Regions from separate parts of the Mus musculus genome. Here region 2 is linked to region 1. Evidence: chromatin loops called from intact Hi-C (ENCODE). Cell type or tissue: gastrocnemius. All regions are shown on one strand. Each heading gives the region's core, and the rest is flanking DNA. Links, peaks and the distances in the headings are about the cores only. Region 1 holds the start of Gdi1 (guanosine diphosphate (GDP) dissociation inhibitor 1). Region 2 holds the start of Ubl4a (ubiquitin-like 4A).

The links. Peaks named below come from ENCODE experiments on the same cell type or tissue, not always from the same donor. Only the 100,000 strongest peaks of a DNase experiment are listed, where the experiment ranks them.
Region 2: it touches region 1 in a loop (2.4-fold over the local background); 10 of 42 quality-filtered maps call a loop at or near these places.

The regions. Positions count from the first base shown.
Region 1 is chrX:74,298,437-74,309,264 of GRCm38, reverse strand. It overlaps Atp6ap1 (ATPase, H+ transporting, lysosomal accessory protein 1), which reads right to left. Exons shown (of 10, transcript NM_018794.4): 3 at 8,941-9,015; 4 at 8,494-8,687; 5 at 7,901-7,941; 6 at 7,244-7,329; 7 at 6,665-6,903; 8 at 5,996-6,043; 9 at 5,679-5,907; 10 at 4,544-5,468. The coding sequence ends at 5,259. It overlaps Gdi1 (guanosine diphosphate (GDP) dissociation inhibitor 1), which reads right to left and starts at 4,253. Exons shown (of 11, transcript NM_010273.4): 1 at 3,824-4,253; 2 at 2,579-2,686; 3 at 2,321-2,420; 4 at 2,028-2,162; 5 at 1,395-1,593; 6 at 1,004-1,135; 7 at 90-189. The coding sequence starts at 3,868. In gastrocnemius, for the core only: a CTCF peak has its summit at 4,309; DNase peaks (open chromatin) are centred at 3,534, 4,078 and 4,213; H3K4me3 peaks cover 2,503 bases; H3K27ac peaks cover 2,710 bases.
Region 2 is chrX:74,362,162-74,372,989 of GRCm38, reverse strand. It overlaps Ubl4a (ubiquitin-like 4A), which reads left to right and starts at 4,442. Exons shown (of 4, transcript NM_145405.2): 1 at 4,442-4,574; 2 at 4,732-4,837; 3 at 5,081-5,289; 4 at 5,404-7,272. The coding sequence starts at 4,527. The coding sequence ends at 5,514. It overlaps Gm44504 (predicted readthrough transcript (NMD candidate), 44504), which reads left to right. Exons shown (of 6, transcript NR_103489.1): 2 at 308-376; 3 at 1,979-2,139; 4 at 4,232-4,574; 5 at 4,732-4,837; 6 at 5,404-5,543. It overlaps Slc10a3 (solute carrier family 10 (sodium/bile acid cotransporter family), member 3), which reads left to right. Exons shown (of 3, transcript NM_145406.2): 2 at 308-376; 3 at 1,979-3,773. The coding sequence starts at 2,118. The coding sequence ends at 3,539. In gastrocnemius, for the core only: CTCF peaks have their summits at 4,170 and 4,638; DNase peaks (open chromatin) are centred at 4,430 and 5,208; H3K4me3 peaks cover 2,126 bases; H3K27ac peaks cover 2,055 bases.

The sequences.
Region 1 (10,828 bases), core at 1,101-9,100:
CAGCAAACTCACCAGTAATAAGGCTCCCTAAGAACATAGCCCTGAAAAAGACCAAACCACGGTAATACAAATGTATATGGCAGGCTTACCTCTCCCTCAGATTTGACACCCACCACCTTGCCATTTTCCATGATGATGTCATCCACTGGTTTGTTCAGCATGTATGTTCCCCCATAGATGGCACTCAATCTATAGTAAGGAAAATGACAAGGGAGTCTTCTCAGGAGAATGGTGACCGATCCTACTCTACTCTCCCCACCCCACCAGTGGGGTAAAGAAACTACACAGGTAGACAGAGTTCAATTCCAACTGTTTCAGGTGTCTCCCCCATAAATTTGGGCCCATTTTTGGCATATTCCTTCTTCTCTGCTGTTTCCATCCATAATACTCTGTTCTGCAAATGGGTCAATGGAAGGCAGCATGAAGGAGTAGCTCCACACAGAAATGGCCCAGGAGTCAAGAATAAAGAACTGTCAGTAAAAGAGCCAGCTCCCAGGGAAGCCCAGACTCAAGGTTCTGGGGTCCTAGACTTAGACCTGGTACTACCAAGAGCTAAGGGAAGCTATGTTCATGGTGACCTAGTCCTTTACTTTGTATTTCATCTATTTTTTAAATAAATTTTTATATTTATTTATTCATATGTGTGTTTTATTTACATGTATGTCTGTACACCACATGTATGCCTGATGCTTGTGGAGGCCAGATGAAGGTTTTGGATTCCCTAAAACTGGAGTTATGGGTGGTTGTGAACTACCATGTATGTTCACATTGGAACTGAACCTGGATCCTCGGTATAAACAAGTGCTCTTATCTGCTGAGCCATTTCTCCAGCCTCTACTCTGCTTTTTAATGCACTAGCGCAGTGCCCCCATTACCCAGGGATGGAATAATATACATGAAAATTAGATGGGAAAGTAGGAGATGCCTCAAAAATATTCAAGGTAATTTTCATTCTTGGCCTTAGTCTTACTAGTAATACTATCCGAAAAAGACAGATCCTCACCTGGCAAAGCCCTGGGGCAGCTCACCCAGGCCATACAGTGGGTATAAATAGGGGCTCTTGCCATACCGGGCCAGGGACTCGCTGTACAACTTGATGCGGTTAATAGTCTCAAGACAGGGCTGATCCAGGTAGCTGGGGAACAAGAGCCAAGGAAGATGCTTTGGCAGCGGCATCCTTGCTCACCTACAAAGACACCAGCCAACCTTCCCACCACCCTTTGTGACCTGGCAAAGATGTGGGTCAAATGGAGAGGGACTGAAATGGAACAGGTGAGTCTGGAGCTGAGCACAAGAGACATGCAGGGTGGGCAGTAGGTACAATAGGCAGGTGTGGGGAGGGCAAGGTGTGAGCCAGAGAAGGGGCTCCCATCACCAGCCAGCTTTCCCCTCACTCATCAGTGCGGTAGAGCGCCAAGGCATGGCCAGTGAAATCTATGACATCTTGACCCAGGTCAAACTTCCGGTAGACATCACGCATGCTGGTGTTCTGGGGATCAACACCCTCAAAGGTTTTGGGGTCATTCTCATCAAAGTTTGCCACAAACACCAAAAATTTTCGGAAGCGTCGTTTTTCAAACATGCCCATCAGATCTGAAAGAAAGGTATTGAGAAGACCCTTAGCATTACTGGGACATAGAACTCCTCTTTCCACCAGAGCAGGCCAAGAAAGCTGGTTGTATGTAATGTAGAGTATTGGCTCCCACCAATACTCTATCATGTAACACTACCCCACCCTTCTTGATCTCAATTTTCTTTTTGTAGGAAGAAACCCTTCTAGTTCCACGTAGGGATGCTACAGGGCAAGTAGGCCCTCTGACAAAAAGGAATCCTGTTCTGTGAACTTTCTGGCAACTTGCCAGGATGGGTAGCACTGTCCAATCAATACACTATAAAGTAAGGGTCCTCTAGGACTACACAGAGCTAAGATTAGTTTCAGGCAAAGATGAGCCTTTTGCCTAACTGTCCTGAAAATAGTCTGTCTCATCCAGCCCCATTATTCTCTGGTTAAGGAGACTCATACTCACTAGAAGCCAAGGCCTCAGTCTCGGTGGATGGCACTTTGTAGATCTTGCCCCCCTTATATACAAAGCTGCCCTCTACCACCTTGAAGTCCAGATATCGAGTCACTTCTGTATATAGTAGCATCTTTACCAGCTGACCTGTGTCCAGAGGAAATAAGGGACATTGTTGTGTTTTCCTTCAAAAACTCTCAGTAGTCTGACTGACCATATTCTTGAGATTGACCAATCTCTCCCCACTCCGTCTTCCCACTCACCACCCCCAAAACCATATACAGCATCTTTTTAATCTCTCTCACCATTGGCCATGAGGAATTTGGGGATCAAGTCAACATTCCAGTCTCGGCCCCGGCCCATTGATTCAGGGGGCCCTTCCAGTATCTGAAAGCGCTTATATAGCTGTAAGCAGGACAGGAAAGAAAGAAAAATGTCAAGGACCTGTCGCCCTTTCCCACTCTCCTGCCCAGTACCTGAGAATTACTTCGCCCCCTTATACCTATGTGGAAGACTAACAAGGATCTGGGTCTAAGCCCAGGTCTAAGAATAAGAAATCTTACCTCCTCCAGGGGTGTGATGGAAGAGCTCTCACCCCCATAGTAGGGGTTTCGGTCCATGTGCAGCACCTTCTTTCCATTCACAGACATGATGCCAGACAGGATGCATTCCTGGGGAAGGAGTGACATTTGCAGCTATACCCCATAACCCTCCAACTTGCTTCATGCCCACCACCAATTTTATAATGCAGCTCTTTTCAGTGCCTAAAACTGGGGAGGAGAAGATGGCTTCATATGATGTTTCCTTTACAACCCTGCTGAGTAAACTACTGGAGCATTAAAGGAGGTTTGGGGGGCAGAGCTTTCAGCTTCCAAGTCTTCCAGCATCAACAAGCCAAGAGAAGTATCTACTTCTCTGAGCCCACAAAAAGACAATGAGTCTACAAGAAGAACCAATTCAAAGGACCTTTGAAAGAGAAGGCCAAGTCCTTGAAATCCCAGGCCCCACCCTGCTCCTCCTTCAAAGGGCAGGAGCCCCTGACTCTCTTCTGGCCCTATCCACTGGTCTAGACTCAGGGTTCAAACTAAAAAGATTTAGGCCGGGGGTGGGGGTTGGGGGGGGCGGGGGCAGGGAAGAGACAAACACCCTCACCAGTCAGTCACTAACCCAAGGACAAAGGCTGAGGATATATATTCAGTCTGAGATCTCCATGGGAAACCAAGTTGGGGCAGAGGTAAAGTGGTCACTACCCCCCCCCCACACCCCCCACACACACACTCCTGCTGTCTCTGGAACATTCCATGGGTTTCCTATCCCATCCCAAAAAGCAGAAAAGCATGATGAGGGCCCACCCTTGTAATGTCCCCATACCCATCTTCATATTCCATCCCCTAGTTTGATCACAAGATGGTAAGGGATGCTAATCAAGGCCTTGGAGCAGGTGATGAGTTCAGGCAAAGGGTGGGGGCTGGGTGCAATGGTTCCACTGTGTGTGTGGGGGGGTGAGTTTTCCACCTCGGTGATAGAGATAGGGAAGAATAGGGGTCTGAGGTTAAGTACTAGAGTGCAGGAACACAGGACAAAGTGGGGCCCTCTACAGAGAATTGGGAACTGGAATCGACATCCTAGGGTGAGGTAGTGGGTTGGGCATGGGGTTGGTTTTCCCAGGGCTGGAGCTAGGATGATGGGAGGATGGATCGGATACCGGACTCTGCATCAATGCGGGATGGAGTGGGGTGGGGAGGGATGGCGTGGGGTGGGGAGGGATGGCATGATGCAGGGCTATGAGAGCCTGAAGTGGCACTTACGGTAAGACCTGTCCCCAGCACAATCACATCGTATTCCTCATCCATGATCAGGCCTTGGTACCAGCGTCCGCTCTGCTCCTCCTCCTTCACCACAGCAGCCGCTACCACTACCTCTACTATTGCTACTGCTGCTACTGCCGCTGCTGCTGCTGCCCCTGCCGCTGCTTCTGTCACTGCCGCCGCACTGAACCAAAGATGGCGTCTGTCGGTTGTCTCCTGATCCCTACGCAGCGTTAATGAGTCCCTCTCTCTCTCCGCTGGCCCCGCCCCGCCCAACCAGTCATCATTTCCTTGCTTGTTTTCTGGGAGGGCTTCTGTCACCTGGGTCCCAGCACCAGAATGACTGCAGGGGTTATCGGGGCTCTTCGTGAGCCCAGAAAAATACGGGGCGGGGCAGGCCGGCAGCAGGTGCTGAGTCCTCCGAAAGATCCTTGCGCGGGAGCCGCGCGCGCCCCGCCCCGCCCCGCGCGCTCCCGTACCGCCCCCTGGGAGAAACACAAGGTATGGAAGCCCTGCTGTGTGTTGTTGCACAGTAGCGGAGCTACCATTGTCAGGATTCCTCCCAAGGCCAGGAAAAGTAACAAGCCTCTACTCTAAGTAGGTTTGTTAAGAGTATCAGCTTACTGAAGACCCTCCCACCCTTCCTCTCTCACCTCTTGCATGACTGGACTACATCTGAGCACTTCTTCCCTTCAGTCAAGAAAAAAAAATCTACTGTTCAGTGCAGAAATGAGTGACACGAAGCCCAACACAAGGCAACACGTCTTTATTTTATTAGGAAGGAAACAACAGAGCAACCCCCCACACACACCTCCGGCCTCTTGACAGGCAGTCTTTATGGGAATAATCCAGAAACCCAGTGAGCACACTTTGTTCACCAATCCTCGTGATGGTTTCTTCCTTCCCAGGCCACAGAAATAAACCCCAGTGTACCACTCACTCTTAACACATCACCCCTCCCCCCCAAAAAACATAACAGCTAAGCTGGACAGACAGTCAAGTAGTCTTTCCACACCTCGCAAATTCAAGGAACCTCAAGTTCATGGCTGTTGCTGGAAGCTCCATAAAGCTTGGGGAGTGAGCATTTACTACACAAAAGCACTATAAACAGCAAGGAATAATAGCAGAGGGGCAAGAATAAATAAGGAGAGAGGGTAAAGGGGAGACCCTAGAATTAAGGTCCCTTCCCCTCTTGATGATGAAGCCTGGAAGATTTATCTAATATCTATGAAGAATACACTTTGTTGGTAGAGATGGGGGATAGCCACAGGGGAGTCCCTCTCCGGGTTAAAGAGGAAGCAAGAGAGACTGAGGGTGGCGTATGTAGGGTTCATGCTATAGTAGGAAGAGGACAAACCTTTCCATCCACTGTGTCACAAAACAGAAACATGACAACCTAGACACCAATACTCCCTCAATTCCTCTCAGGTGTATGTCACACAATCTGGGTCAAAGTGATGGTGGGGCCCTTGTGGTCATCAAAGCGATCCATGGTCTTTAGGCTGAGTATCATGTGCAGACCATAGGTGAATATGAAAAGCATGAAGAGGGTGGTGAGCAGACCCATCCAGATGCCCGGAGAGAAGAAACCAGCACAGTCGCTAGCATAGGAGAACTGTTCACCAGTCACATTGAAGGCCTGGATCTAGGAGACACATTGACATGGATCAGATGGTTCCACAAGGTTCCACACACAGTAAGAGCTGGGATTCTGGAATCAATGAATAATCTATACCTTCAGAGACTGCACAAGGCTGGAACTCTCAGCTACATGCTCAAACCATACTGAGATTCTCTGGGCCCTTCTTCCCTCCCCTTACTGCCACCAGCTTGGGGCCCATCACCCTTTCAATACCTGGAAGTTATGAAGAGTCATCTGCCAGACTGAGGGCACGTTGGTCACAAGGAGATTGCCTTTCTTGCTCACACTGCTGACGTACTCACAGTGGAAAGAATAGATGCTAGGTCCTGTGACTTGGGAAACATTGAAATGGGCAACAGAGCCATTGCTGTGGATTTCAAGTCGTTCCATGGCAAACCAATATCGGGCAGACACTGGATAGAAGCGACTAGCCAGAATGAACCTGGGAGGCAGGGGATGCAGAGATGTCAGATGAACAGAACAGAGTGAAGACACGCCAGCCCTGACAAACTTCAGCCAACAGAACTTACTTGAATGTCACTGTTGCACCAAAGAGTGGCTCATAGGTCAGTGAAAGCCTATGGAACAAGGCAGAGGAGTACTGTCAGGCTCTAGAAGGATCTTAAGAAGGTCCTCATCAGGTTGGCTCCAACCTAAGCTGCCCTAGATCCATCCTTATAGTCACCTGCCAATACAGTGTCCCCATTTACCATATGGGAAAAGTAAAGTTCCAGTCATAAGCAAATCAGGAGCAGTTGTGAAACAATTAGGTTTCACATCTCCAACTTAGGATTCCTTCCTCTGGTTCCTAGGCCTCCTTCTTGGGGTTATTCAGCTGCCTGCTGAGGTTTCAAGGGTAGGAAACCTAGGACTGGTTTTAACAGTTGGTTTGATATTTGCCTACATGCAGTCCCAGGGGTTGGGTTCAAAAACGGTCCAGGATCCCAAGGGACTATGTGGTAATAAAAGCTCAGGACCCAACAACCAATACCTAAAAAAACATGAGAAGGCCAAACTCTTAAGAGGCTCCCTCACCAGTAACCTCCCAGCAATATCACCCTGCGATACTGTGACATCTATGTCCTTGGTGAACATACCACACAAACATAATCCCACATCCTTGTCCTGTACTGAGCTCACAGTGACAGGAAGACCATGTGTGATAGGATAGCCCTTCCTTCTCTTCCTATAACCCTTACATGGCAAAGGAGTCATTCCAGAAGGAGCCGGTCAAGTTAAGATTCTCCACACCAAAGGTGAGGGAGGTCAAGTCTTTCCACTCGTCTTTGTATGCCACAGAGAAGTTTTGTGCCCAAAACAGGATCCTTGGGGCAGTGTCATTGTAACTCACAGGAGGATGGATCGCAGGAGATGCCACCTGAGTCTGAAGCAGCTGGCGACCTAGACCCCCAGCCACCATGGTTATATCACGGGCCACCTGTAGAAACATCCAACAAGCCTTCTCTCAACAGCCCTAAAAACAAAACCTAATCCACTGGACTGGTATTCCTTCCCCACTGGTTACCCTGTATACCATCTGAAAGTCCCTAGACCTGATATTCCATCTCCCTAAACTAACAATCACACTGCCCAAAGTGGCTCATAAGCAAAATGAAAAAAGGCACCATGGATGGAGGAAGCAATCCTCTGTCCATTAATCCCCCAAACTGAAGCCTCCTGAGAGATCCTGCCTGTGACATACCCCTTCATCTCTAGTCACACTCACCACATTGCCTCACACCCTCATTCCCCAGGGCCCCTGCTAGAAGAGTACATACTCTAGAAGGGCGGACTGCAGTAAGAGCTGCGGTGTAAGGGACATCTTCAGACTTGAGTGTGCTCAGTACCTGTCCGATGACCTCATCTGAAGAGTGACAAGAGAACAGAGAGCCAAGTCACTAGGTAGCTTGCTTAGAGAAATACTACCCATTGTCTGATTCAGAGACCTTCTAGACTATGAGAATTCAGTGCTGTTAGTTTCCACTGAGGACCTCTAAAAAACAGGTATTTCTCCTTCTACATACTCTGCCAGTCTCTCTGGGGACAATTGTAGCTCTCTGATGGCAAGCTAAACCTAAGTAAACAGAACATATAGTGATACAGAGAACTCAAAATCTACACAGCAGATGGGACTGTCCTTTACCACAAAGAAGTACTTTGCATAATGTTACTGGTCTATTAAATACAGAGATTCATTGTACTTGTACAAAAACTAGATTTTGGAGCTCTTGCACAGGGGGTCATAAGGCACTTGGATATCTCTGTCAGGTGGGGCTGACTACAGAAGAACATGGCCAAGCAGCCAGCCACGATGTACTTGCTCAGCTGTCAGCCACTCTGAGAAACGGGGACAACCTTGTGGTAAGGAGAAACCAGTTCTATTTTCCTGGCCCAAGGGCAAAATGGGGACATAAATTTTCCAGTAACACACTCACCGTTACCTGTGAGGACCTCCCTGGGCGCCATCAGACCGGAGCTATGGATAAAAAAAGTGAGAGGCCCACAGGTTGCTCTGCTCTCAAATCCAAATAGCTTGCCTGGATCAGTTCTCTGAAACTCACTACCTTTCTCTCAGCCCTTCTAACATTTCCCTTCCTACTAGCCCCACTTACTAAGTCTGTGGACTTCATCTGCTGCTCTGTCATGCAGACACTTAGCTCAGCAACAGCTATTCCCACTTCCACACCTCTATTTGCTTCAGTACCCCTGTCTGGAATCCTATTCCCCTTTCCCCTATTTGCAACTATGTCTACAGTCCTATAAAGTGGGCATTAGTGGTAACAAAGTTTTCTCATTTCTGGAGGCCCAATAGGCCTAACTCAGTGGTGAATACTTGTAAGTCACAACCTGACAGGAGGTCCTTTCTGTCACTTCTTGGCATAAAATGAACTTTCTGTAAGAGTCCCAAGGTAGTGAACAGGAGAATACTGTCATCTTTGATTGAACTCTGCCACCAACAGATCCCAGGATCTTACCCCTATCTGAGGTGCAAGGTTAGAGGCTGGAAGCCATGCCACCTAGGCTGTACCTGGCTGTGTAGGGCAGACGGATGAGCAGCAGGGCAGGAAGGCTGGCATTGAGCTTCAGCTCCTTTAAGGTAGCTAGATCCACATGCAAGGGGCTAGCCCCAAGCTTCTCCTGTAGGTAGGTGGTCAGAGTGCTGATTGCATACCAGTCCACAGCAGGAAGCACCAGTGAGGAGGGGGCCAAGTCCAGGGCATTCTGATGGTAGAGAAGATGTGGAAGGCAAAGTGAGCCAGGGATCAGTGGATCTTATAATAACCACTAAAACCTCACCTGGAAAGCCACACCCCATAGGGACTGGATCCCAGAATGAGTCAGAAAGTAAATGTCCCATATCTCCAAGCCTTGACAGTCACATCCCAAGCCCTCTACCCTCAAAGCCTCTGGTCCTCTCTCTGGGAGAGAACACAGAATGTATTGTCTTTCCTTTTGGCTGTGAGCAGACCCTTACCTCCAGGTTAGAAAAGGCACTGTCCTGCTTATTTCCAAACACACCACCGTATGCTGTGAAATCCTCAATGCTTAGCTAAAAGGAAAGCAGAAGAGATGTCCTAGGAGGCTGGGCAAGGAACAAAGACCAAGGGCCAGGACATGGAGGGGAGATTCTCCAGGCTAACAAAAGAGTGAACCATCAGGACTTGTGGTGGAGGTGAGTGGAAGGCTTACTCTTTTCTCCCAGCACTCTGAGGGCATGATGACAAGATATAGAAGGTGATCATAGGGTTGAGAGATTTATGTACAGCTGGTTTGTGATAACCTACAAAACAAGGGTCAGGCAGCAAGAAGAACTGGGGAGGAAGAGGGAAGTTAGAGAACAGGAAGAGGACAGCAAAGAACAATTACTATATGCCTCTAAAGAGGGAAGTAGAAGTCAGAGCAAATGAACCTCTATACAGTTTGGGCAGGATCCTTTTCAAAGGAGGAAGTCCATGCCCCACCATTGTTGTTAAGAATGAGGGGAGACACGCCTTTAATCCCAGTACTCGGGAGGCAGAGGCAGGCGGATTTCTGAGTTTGAGGCCAGCCTGGTCTACAGAGTGAGTTCCAGGACAGCCAGAGCTACACAGAGGAAACCCTGTCTTGAAACAACAACAACAGCAACAACAAAACAACAACAACAAAAAAAGAGTGAGGGGAGAGGAAGATATTGGAACAAAATGGGGGAAACAGATTTCGGAGCTCTCAGGACCCTGGCAATGCCAATCTCATGCCCTTCTCTCTACAACCTAAAAGTGTTTTCACTCCTCCTTCCCTCAACCCCCAGCTAGCTTCCTCTGGCTTCTCCCAGTTAGGCCCAGAGGCAATCTTAACCAGCTTCCCTAAACTCATTATGTTTACTATACATAAGCCCAGTCTCCTTTCCTATGTTCCTCTCCTATATTCTGTGCTACCTATGCAAGGCTTGCTATCTTCCTACCAACCTTTCCCCTTGTGGCATTTCCTCCATCTCTAGGTGACCTAGCGGATCATCTCCTAACCTTTCAATCACATACTAGGCTCCAGTCTCACAAGCAGCCCCTAGAACTGATTAAGAACACTCCCTTGCCCAGGGCCCTTACACCTGCAGTTCTCCTGCCAGTAATGGCCTGCCTCAAAAGTCACATGACTCCTTCCTGCCAATAAGATGTTATCTCCAGAGACCCTGCCTGATCTCACTGTTACCTAAAACAGTGTCCTTACTGTGTTGTCTTAGCCTGCTCCCTTCTCTAGACTAAAAAGACTGGTATCATAAACATGTACCAACTTAGCTCTTAGCCACTTGCCTTCACAAGAATGTTTATACTTCCAAACACATAGCAAGCACGCCACCATTGTCAAAAGGAAATGTCCTAAGATTGAGAGACTGTGGCTAGATGACTTATGTAGAATACTTCTCGCAGACTCCTGATATAGGTGGATATCTTCATTTTGCACTTACAGAAAAGTATGGTTAACAAAGATTATTTCATGCGCTCAAAGGCTGAAAAATGATAGGACTGAGTTCTGGTCTGACCTGTTATTTACCATCTTCTGAAAGGACTATCAACCAGCACAATTACTACCACCGACACAGGAACTGAAGGAAAGCAAGAACAGAAAGAGCTAGTCAGGCTACTATGGAGGAAGGGACAAGCAGAGACTTGACATCCTCTTGAACAATAATCTTATGCTACATTAGAACCTTCTCATAGTTCATACTCCTGCTCTAGGTGCAGACCTCTGGAGTGAAAGGAAAATAGAATGCTGGCTCAGCACAAAACTGAAGGACAGGTCTGATACCCTCAGGCTGGAAGTAGTGTATTGTGCAAATCACAATTCAGCAATTCATTTTACCTCTTCAACATTACTTTCCTTAGCAG
Region 2 (10,828 bases), core at 1,124-9,123, 64 kb before region 1:
TGGTCATCATTGCCAGTTATTCTTCAGCCCCTATACTTTGCTGCTGTGAAAAAACAAAAACAAAAAACAAAAAAAAACTTCCGGATGGTATTGCTTCCTCACTCAGCCTTGGAGTGTGTTTACTCTAACTCTTTCAGCTCCACTATCAGCAGAAGTGTAGGATAGGGACCAAATCCCTCTTGCAGTGATCTACTATGGTCCACTAGTCCTGCTGGTAGGATGGGGTTATGGGTGGATGGTCCTTAGTCTTTCCCTTAACTGGCTCACACTACTCTGATGCCTACATCTTTTCTCTCTACTTGACTAGTTACCTTACTCTGGTTTTCCTGCCTCCCTCTTCATCAGCGAGATTCAAGGCTGGACCAGGGCCCCCAGGGTAAGTGACCCATACTCAAAATCAGCATAATGTAAAACCTGCTATATCCACTGCCATCAAGTTGCCCCAGTTCTAGCAGATGATAATACAAAGGTGTTGACTATCCAGTTGAGAAAGGGAAGGAGGCAGACCTCTCCTTTCGCCCCATGTTACTCTACCCTTAGAAATACTGAGGTTCACTGTAAGTTTAAAACTCTGGTAGGTCGTGCACACCTTTATCCCAGCACTTGGGGGGCAGGTGGATCTGAGTTCCAGCCTGGTCTTCATGGTGAATTCCAGGTTAGCTAAGACTACACAGTGAAGACCTGTCTCACCAGCAGCAGCAGCAACAACAACAGGACTGAATGTGGTAGCCTACACCTTTAATTACAGCACATAAGACATAGAGGCAGGAAGATCTCTGAGAATTTAAGGCCAGCCTAGTTTACATGTGAATTGCAGGCCAACAGGACTACACACACAAGACCCTGTCTCAAACAAAAAGACTCTGATAGGGTAATACATTGAGAAGACTCTAAGCAGAGACTCTCAGATGTAGCAACAGATATAAGAGCTCAAATTCTGAGACCAGGGAGCTCTGACAAGAGAAGTTTGCTTGCTCATGGCCAGGCGTGGTGGCGCACGCCTTTAATCCCAGCACTCAGGAGGCAGAGGCAGGCGGATTTCTGAGTTCGAGGCCAGCCTGGTCTACAAAGTGAGTTCCAGGACAGCCAGGGCTATACAGAGAAACCCTGTCTCAAAACAAAAACAAAAAGACAAGGTTGCTCAGTGGATACCTATTGTATCCTCACTGTATTCCTACTGAAGTCCCACTATAGCTTCCCTGAGAAGCAGGGGTGTGTGTCTCACAGGACTTCCATCTCATAACTATAGGGCAAATGAAACAAGACATGTAGCCACAGCTTGTCAGTAGCAGCCTTTGGTTCTGGAACTCACTTACTGCACATATCACTTTGTTAAAACTTTGTAGCTGGCAAATGGCACTTAGACACCCTTATTCTATTCTTTAAAGACCTGGATCTGGCCCAATCAGCACCCTTTGTTCTCATCTGGCCAGTCTTTTTGTCTCTCCCCCCCCCCCCCCAGGAAGCCATTTATTTGATTTGCTTTGTTTGGAAATGAACTATCAAGTCTCCCAGGCTGCCCTGGAACTGGCTATATAACTGAAGGATAATCTTAGTCACCTGATTCTCTTGGCTCCACCTCCCAAATACTGGGATGACAGGAGTGAGCCACCATATTTACCCCCTCCAGGTAGCAATTTAGTTCATTCCCATGGTGGTATCTTTGCATCTTGAAATGAGAGTGGGATGGCCTAGTGGTGACAGGATTAGAGATCACTCTCCTAAAACCCTCAGTATTAGAACTTCTCTATGAGGTTACCATAGTAAGAAAGTCCATGTAATTTGGCAGCCTGAGTGGGGATTCCCCTCTTGAGGGCTGAGAAGCTTGAGGCAGCTGTGCTGAAAGAGGAGATGGCTGAATGACATTCAAGGGCCAGCATTATTTCAAAACTAGAGGTAAAGGTCTGAGAGCCCCATGCTCCTAAGCTTGCAATTTCTCCTCTTCATTAACCACTTTCTTTACCCCTTTTCTTTTCAGGAAAAAATCCTGCTATCAAGGAAGAAAATATAGGACCAGGACCTTCCCATGGACCCTTCTCAGGACATTCCAACAGCACAAGCAAGGGTGTCTCCCTAAGACACAAGAGGCCTGAAAAAACTATCCTTTGTGAAGTGCCATGGTGGTCAAGAAAAGCAGAGGTAGCTCCCAGCAGTTGCCTGGCCTGGGAGGACAGGGTGGTTGTACAGGTTTTGTAGGCATGCTTGGAACTGCCCTGCTGTTCATCAGCCTACCATGGGGAGCTCAAGTGATGGCCAGTGCCAACATCAGCACTGCTCTGGGCCACACAAGTGGTCACTATTTGAGTATTGGGGATGGCTCAGTGACAGAATTTGATTTCCCTGAGAAGAGTGAGGGTATCATTGTGATCTCTAGCCAATACACTGGACAGACCAATGGGACAGGCCCCAGCCCCATACTTAAGGTTATATCCCTGGACACAGAGGTGCTGACCATTAAGAATGTGAGTGCCATAACCTGGAGCAGTGGAGGTGGCTTTGTGGTAGGCATCCACTCAGGTCTAGCTGGGCTGGCCCCACTCCACCTCCAGCTCATGGATTTCTATGAGGCCCCACCCCTGCTGATCGAAGAACGGAGAGATTTCTGCATCAGGGTGTCACCTGCTGAAGACCTCCCTTCTGCTCTCAACACCAACTTGGGCCACTTCTCAGAGAACCCAATACTCTACTTGCTTCTGCCTCTTATCTTTGTCAACAAGTGTTCATTTGGTTGCAAAGTGGAACTTGAAGTTTTGAAGGAGCTCCTACAGAGCCCCCAACCCATGCTGTTGGGCCTCTTGGGCCAGTTTCTGGTCATGCCTTTCTATGCTTTCCTGATGGCCAAAGTCTTCATGCTACCCAAGGCCTTAGCTCTGGGCCTCATCATTACCTGCTCATCACCTGGTGGTGGAGGGAGCTACCTCTTCAGTCTCCTCCTTGGAGGAGATGTCACCCTGGCCATCTCCATGACTTTCATCTCAACAGTAGCTGCCACTGGTTTCCTACCACTCTCATCAGCCATCTACAGCTACCTTCTCAGCATCCATGAAACACTCCACGTGCCCATCTCCAAGATATTGGGGACCCTGCTGTTTATCGCCATCCCCATAGCAGCGGGTGTGGTGATCAAATCTAAGCTCCCCAAGTTCTCTGAACTACTGTTACAGGTCATCAAGCCCTTCAGCTTTATACTTCTCCTGGGTGGCCTGTTCCTGGCCTACCACATGGGGGTCTTCATCCTAGTGGGAGTCAGGTTACCCATTGTACTGGTGGGTTTCACAGTGCCTCTTGTTGGCCTCTTGGTGGGCTACAGCCTGGCCATCTGCCTGAAGCTGCCAGTGGCTCAGCGACGAACAGTCAGCATTGAGGTAGGGGTGCAAAACAGCCTGCTAGCCTTAGCCATGCTACAGCTGTCTCTGCGCCGCCTTCAAGCAGACTATGCCTCTCAGGCCCCTTTCATTGTGGCACTGAGTGGTACCTCCGAGATGTTGGCTTTGGTTATTGGCCAGTTCATCTATAGCATCTTGTTTCCTGTTCCCTGAGCCCTCTGGATCAAGTTTTATAACTTCCAGCCCCCATACTCCTCTCTTCCCACAGTTCTTGTGTACCGTACCAAAGGCCTTTAGTTCTCATGCACTATGCACTCAAGACAAATCCAGGCTTATTTTTTTACTCCTTTTCGCCCCAGCTTTCAGTGCCAAAGAGGCCATGCTGAGTTAGATAGTTGGGTATTGCCCAGAAATATATTTCAATAAAAAAAAACCAAAAAAACAAAAGCAAGCTCGGGTCCCTTCCAGTCTGTCCCTTGGAGCCTGTGGATTGGGGTAAGAAGAGTGTGTCTGGGCGGATATGGGCCAGAACAGTGAACCAGCTTGGTGACCCTGCACAGAACCCACTTTCTCCTCCTCACTCTGTTTTGCACATGGTAGACATGTACCTTTGAGCTGTATCCTCAGATCTACAAAGGCTTTGCTCTAACAGCCCTACCTAACAGGGCAGACCTCTGCACTATAAGGAGTGAAGAGAGCACTACTTCCGAGCTTCAGTCAGGATATTTTTGCAGCCAGACTAGAAAGGAAGTAGAAAGCCATTAAGCTATGACAGGCAGGACTGGACCATTTCTGTATCTGAGAGACACCACCACGTGTTTGCATTGACTTGGTCCACCAGCAGGGTGGGAATTAGCACAGGCCGGGCCTGGAGTGAGGCTGACATTCTGGTCCTTCCTTTCAAGCCACAGCTCCCAGACTAAGCAAGCCTGGCCCCACAGGTACCTCACTTGGATCCCAGTGGGCGGGGCATCCCCACGTCCCCGCGCCATTAAGCCCAGGTGGTGGACTCTACCCAAGGCACGGCCGGGGCAGAAGCGAAGGCCGGGAGGCGGGACTGAAGAATGCGCAGGCGGGAGCCACGAGGCGGGCGCGCCCCTTTCACGGCTTCCGGCGGCGGCGGGCGGTTCCGGGGCGGCGGCGCGCGGCAGGGGACCGTTGGTGTTTGCGTTGGCCGTAGTGGACTGGGCCGTGGACACCATGCAGCTGACCGTGAAGGCGCTCCAGGGCCGGGAATGTAGCCTACAGGTAAAGTCACCCCGCAGGCTGCTGCACTCACTCCTGCCGCTGGGGGCCGAGGGCGGGTGGGGGAGGCCGGGAGAGCTGACCTCAGGAGGGGGTGCGAGGGCTTCACCGCCCAGGGAATTCGGGCTGAGCCCTTGCCTCTCCACCTCGGCCGGATCAGGTGGCGGAGGACGAGCTAGTGTCTACACTGAAGCACCTGGTCTCGGATAAGCTGAATGTCCCTGTGCGCCAGCAACGTCTGCTGTTCAAGGGCAAGGCCCTAGCAGGTAATCAGGGAAAGGAGCCATCCAGGGAGCTTTACAGAAAGCTGGGGGACGGGATGTACAGGCCAGTGTAGTGGATCGGGGCACTGGCTGCCACTGGACCTCAGAAAAGTAGCTGAGCCATCACCACCCCACCACCCCATAGCCAGATGCTGCAGTGCTTCACTCTGGCTGTCTGTGGCAGGATTGCTTCCCAGCCACCTCCACATCAGTGAGGAAGGAACCACACCAATCTCTCTTTGGCAGATGAAAAACGACTGTCAGATTACAACATTGGGCCCAATTCTAAGCTCAACCTAGTTGTTAAGCCTTTGGAGAAGGTGCTACTGGAAGAAGGGTCTGCCCACAGACTGGTCGACTCCCCAGCCACCCCCATCTGGCAGCTGATCTCCAAAGTCCTGGCCCGTCACTTCAGTGTAGCAGATGCCAGCAGGGTCCTGGAACAACTACAGAGGGTGAGAAGAGTAATGCTGGCCCTCCATTCTTAATGTTTCTACCCGTCCCCTACCTAATGCAGCATACGCCTTCCCCACTGGCCTCTCTGAATACACTCGGTCTTCTCTCCTCAGGATTATGACAGGTCCTTGAGCCGCCTAACACTGGATGACATCGAACGTTTGGCCAGCCGCTTTCTACACCCTGAAGTGACTGAGGCTATGGAAAAAGGGTTCTGCAAATAGCATTCTGGGATTGTGGGGAGAAATCCCAGGTCAGGCCACAGCTGCATGTTGCATTAAATGTGTTCTCATGTCGCAGTTTGGCTCATAGTGATAATAATAGCTGGTATGTATCCAGCTCTTGCTAGGTGCTAGGTACTCAAAGTACATGGCCTGAGTTCTCTTCTGCCTCCCACAGCAAAGTTGAGGCTGCACTGTAGAGACACCTAGCAATGGCTTGGGACAGACAGGGTCCAAGTCTAGCCAGCCTATAGAAGTGCCTCTGTAGGAGAAAGAGTGTGCTGTTTTCAGAGATGGGTCTTAGTATTCCCATTTAGCCCACTCAGCATACACCCTCAAAAGACTCCCTCAGGAAACCACTAGTTCCTGTCACCTGCCCTCTGGTGTGTCCCTTGGCAAATCTCTATAGGAGGCCAAGTGTTAGCTATCCAGGGCCCCTCCACTGCTGCAGCCAGTGTGCTCTTGAATAACAAGCAGGTTAAGGGGCTGGAGGATCAGAAAGATACCCCAGCTCCATCATAGTTTGAGTCATGTTTCTATGCCACTTTGGTCCCCAACCAAAGTGAATCTGTCCCATGTTAGGCACTCCTCTGACCTGAATAAGTTTCCTTTCTCCTTTATCAGTTCAAGGTGGGAGTCTTTGCTCTCATCACCTGCAGTTCCACCTTGTGTTCAGAAAGCAAAAGTGAAGTGATAGCCAAGCATGGGCCACTAGATGGAGTATCCTGGGCCTTTGTAGCATAGCTCTTCTCTGGAGCACCCTATTTGCTTGGCTCTTTCTGGAAGTAGGTCTCACCCATGAGGGACAACAGGTGACTCAGAAAGGCAGTGTCACAACTAGAACACTCTGCCTTGGTCTCCTTATCCAGTGCTCACCCACAGTATGAAATGGATGCTTCCTCTGCCACCTGTATACAGGGGCTTTTACTTTGCACACCTTCATTGCTTAAGAAGAAACTCAGGGTGCTGAGAAAGATATGTATGCTGAAGGCTGTGATTCCTCTTTTTATTGTACCTATGCCTGGGTGCTAAAGGTCATGTAAGGACTAGTTCCTTTGAGGAGGACCCCCTGGGAGCAGTCAAGCTGGAAGATAGCTACCTGCAAGACACTACTGTCCCTCTACTTTTGCCAGGAAAGCCACTCTACTATGAATGTTATTGGGGCTACACTTGCCTTTCTTGCCCAAGGGCCTCCTGCATAGACCTTGTCGGTCAAATCTTGAGTCCTTGTACAGAAATGATAGAGGCCTGAGGGGGTGTGCAGGTGATAGACCCTGGTACTCCTAAGACCTGGGGTATCATATCAGGGACCTGCTTGTGAACATGTGTATAGAGTGCCAGCTCAGATAATAAGCTTACCAGTGACCTTGTTCACTTTGAGTCAGGGAACGTATTTGTAAAATTAACACTAAAGATGCATGTGAGTCATTTCACCAAAAGGAACTCTATTAATAAGCTAGACTGCTTTTGGTTTCCAGTAATTGGTTTAAAAACACAGTAAATTTACTGGCTTATAAAGCTGAAAAAGCCTAGGAGTACTGGCAGTGGATGAACAATTTCACCAAACATCCAGCTTTTTTCCTGCCTCCCTCTGAATTCTCCAGGATCTGCTTCACCCTCACCACCACCACTTCCAAGGATCAAAGCTGTCTACAGCTCCATCAAAACCTTTCATTCACTGCCAATGAGGAGCACTTTCTTTCTGTAGCATAGCTTCTGTCTCAGATGCCCCAGCAAATAAATGCTGTCTCTTATTGGTCAGAACTGAATCCTGTGTAATATTTGGGTTGGGAATATGGGAAAATAAGTTGTTGATTATCCATTAGCACCTATTTGGCCAGTCTTGGGGTCTCTTTCCTGAACACATGAGCTGTACCAGGGAGAAAAAAAAAATAAATGGATGTCCTGGTGATGTCTTGGTGTGTGCAGATGGCAACTGTCAACTACATGCATTCACCAGAAAGATCATAACTTCCTTGGAGATAGTAGAGGAGGAAGGGATGAGGACTCAGACAAGGAGCGTTTCTGACACTTTCATTCAAAAACATTCGAAGTTTCTAAAAGCAGGAACAAACTATAGACATGTTCCTGAATCTTTTGAGCCAATGCTTCTCAATTCAGAGTACCAGATGCCTGTAAAATGCTTACCTTGGCAGTGTTTTGATGAGTTTATATAATGGGACAATTGACAGGTTTTGCTAAGTAGCTACCTATAGAATAAGAAACTATTATTGAGAGTTCCTCAAGAATCAGGCTATGGCTGAAACAGAAAATACAAATGTAGGAAGGGGTTCAATGTCATCTAGTTGCCTTGGGAGGCTAAGATGGCTGTGTATATGGAAGGTCAGAGACAGAGGAGATGAGATTAGACATGGAGATAAGTGAGGAGCCTACAAAATATGCATTGTGGCCCCTATAATAGCTCAGAAAAGCAAGAAGATGGCTCCTTTTGATAGCTATTGGATTCTTATGAATCTTTTCTATGCAGGGCACTTATTTCATCCTTATATGACTGCCAGATGTGGGAAGTGGATGATCCACAACCCAGGCATAGCTTTATCCCTGAGCTCATTAACCATACTGCTATGCCCAGGAATTATCTGTAAACAGGGAGCCATAGATACTGGAAGGATGATTGAGGTGGCTGCCCAGAGAAAGGGGGCTTACAAAGAAGAGTGAGGTCTCAACCTCAAGGGGTCAGCTTTACCAACCACAGAGGAATTTAAAGAGGAGCCAAAGGCAAAAGCATAGGCAGGAGATGGCACCAGTGCAACTCAAGGACAGGCATCTACAAGGAAGACCCCATTAGTGCTGCCACTACAGGGACAAGGTGGAGGTTGTTCCCATTGTATGGTAGGCCAAGGAGTCCTCAGAAACCTTATTCTACAAGTATGTGTACAACTGAATGGCAACAAATAAGTGGTGTTAAGCCTTGGGGAGCTCTGACAGAGCAAGGTGGCAAATAGGAAGACAAGAGGCAACAAATACTGCCGGGGTGAGAAATAAGAAGGGGACCATAAGAGGACGCTAGTGAAAATAGAGTGACCACAGGATGCAGATGCTGCATTTGCCTTGAATTTCATATGGCTCCCTATACACAACAGGCTCTAAACTCTAAGGGCCCTAATCAAGGATAGATCATCAGGGATAGGAATATTTGCCGTAGATGCTGTGTCCTGTTGAGCCACATATACAACCCAAGAAGTGACATCTACTTACTGCCCCCTGCCAAATACAAGTTCCTGAGAGCCACTGCCTGACTCTCAGATTGGGGTCAAGGTATGTAATGTGAATACAATCTCACTAGGAGATAGCATGAATGAAGGACCCAGCTCAAGTGGCCTCCCAAAGACAGAAGTATTGTAAGGAGCTGGGACATACTCACGAGCTCAGCATTTATGGTGAAGCTCATTAAATTAGATATTCACAGGGAACAAATTAGAGACGTTTCTGTTTGTTTGTTTGTTTGTTTGTTTGTTTTGAGACAGGGTTTCTCTGCGTAGACTTGGCTATCCTGGAACTCACTCTGTAGAACAGGCTAGCCTTGAATTCACAGAGATAGGGATCTGCTACCTCTGCTTCCCAAAGTGTTGAGATTTCAGGCCTGTGCCACCACTGCTGGGTGAACTTGTGATTTCTTTCATGTCTAATGGCCTCCTCCCTATTATAACATCCTTTATTCTAGCACCACAATATATCCTAGGCCCACCCTGTATATTTTCTTGCTCATGACTAAGGATCAGCCTTTTACTGGAGAATAGTATTTGTTTGTTTGTCCAATTGTTGAATGGCATTTAGAAACCAAGATCTATGAATACATTACTGTGAATGAAGTATCACTGCTTCCAGACCCCTTTAGTAGATAAACCTTAGAAATATATATACCCATATATTTTAAGAAATCACAAGTTCATGCTGACACCTTCCCTCATACCTCAGTGAGAATTCTAGTTTCTGACAACATTGATATATTTACTCATTTTCTTTACCAGATAAAGAAAATGTTATCTTAACATAGACCCAAAATAGCTTCACACTCACCTCATCTACATTATCCACATTAAATATGCTAAAAGGAAAACCAATTATTTTTGTCCTTAGGATATATCCCACAAGGGAATATGGTAGCAGTGTTGTACTTAAAGGGAACTGAATTGGCTGAGTGTGGCGGTGCATACCTGCTAGCTACTCAAGTGACTAAGGTGAAAGGGTCACCTCAGCTCAGGGCATAAAGACCAGCTTGACCATCAGTAAGACCCTTTACAAAAATTGATTTTTAAAAAAGTGGAAAAAAAGACAGTGAGGTGGCTCAGCAGGTAAAAGCACTTTACCTGCTGGAGAGTAGCCATCTCAAACCCCTATAGTAAAGCATTTTAAGTAGTTTCTGCTTTAGCCCTCCTGGAATTTTTACCTCAGGGTTATGTATACCAGCATGTGTGTTCAATTCCCTCTCTGGTGGTTTTGGTTTGGGTTTGGGTTTTTTTGTTTGCTTGTTTGTTTTTGTTTTGTCTTTTACTTTCTTGTTTCATGAGACAGGAAGGCCACCAAACATTCTTTAGGTAGCCTAGGCTGGCCTCAAATTTATGGCAATCCTCCTGCTTCATCTTCTCAAGTACTTGGATTATAGGTTTATTACATGTCCAGATTTGCTTTGGGGTTGTTTGCTTATTTGGGTACTTTTGGTGGTAATAGGAATTGACCCCAGGACTTTCACCTTCTAGGAAACAATTCAAACAGTGAATATACCCTCAGCTTTTCTCCAAATTTAAAATTAATCTTAAAATTCAGGTGGGGTGGAGCACACCTTTGATCCTACCACTTGGGAGGCAGAGGCAGAAGGATCTCTAAGAGTTTGAGGCCAACTTTGTCTACCTAGTGAGTTGCAGGGCATCTAAGGCTGTGTAGAGAGATTCTGTCTCAAAAACAAACAAAAATAAATAAAAAATAAAATTAATCTTTCAGGTTACCCTAAGAAGTAATTAGTTTCATCATTACATTTTTATTTGTTAACTTCTTTTTAATTCTTTCCCTTTTATTGAAAATAGGTGGTGGTGCATGCTTAGCACTTGGGAGGAAGAAACAGAATGATCTCTTGAGTTTGAGGCCAGCCTGGTCTACAGAGTGAGTTCCAGGACAGCCAGGGTGTAGGGCTACATAGAGAAACCCTGTCTCAAAACAAACAAACAAACAAACAAACAAACAAACAAGGAAGGAAGGAAGGAAAGAAGGAAGGAAGGAAGGAAGGTTTTTTTTTTGTGTATGGTTTTTCGAGACAGGGTTTCTCTGTGTAGTCCTGGCTGTCCTGGAACTCACTCTG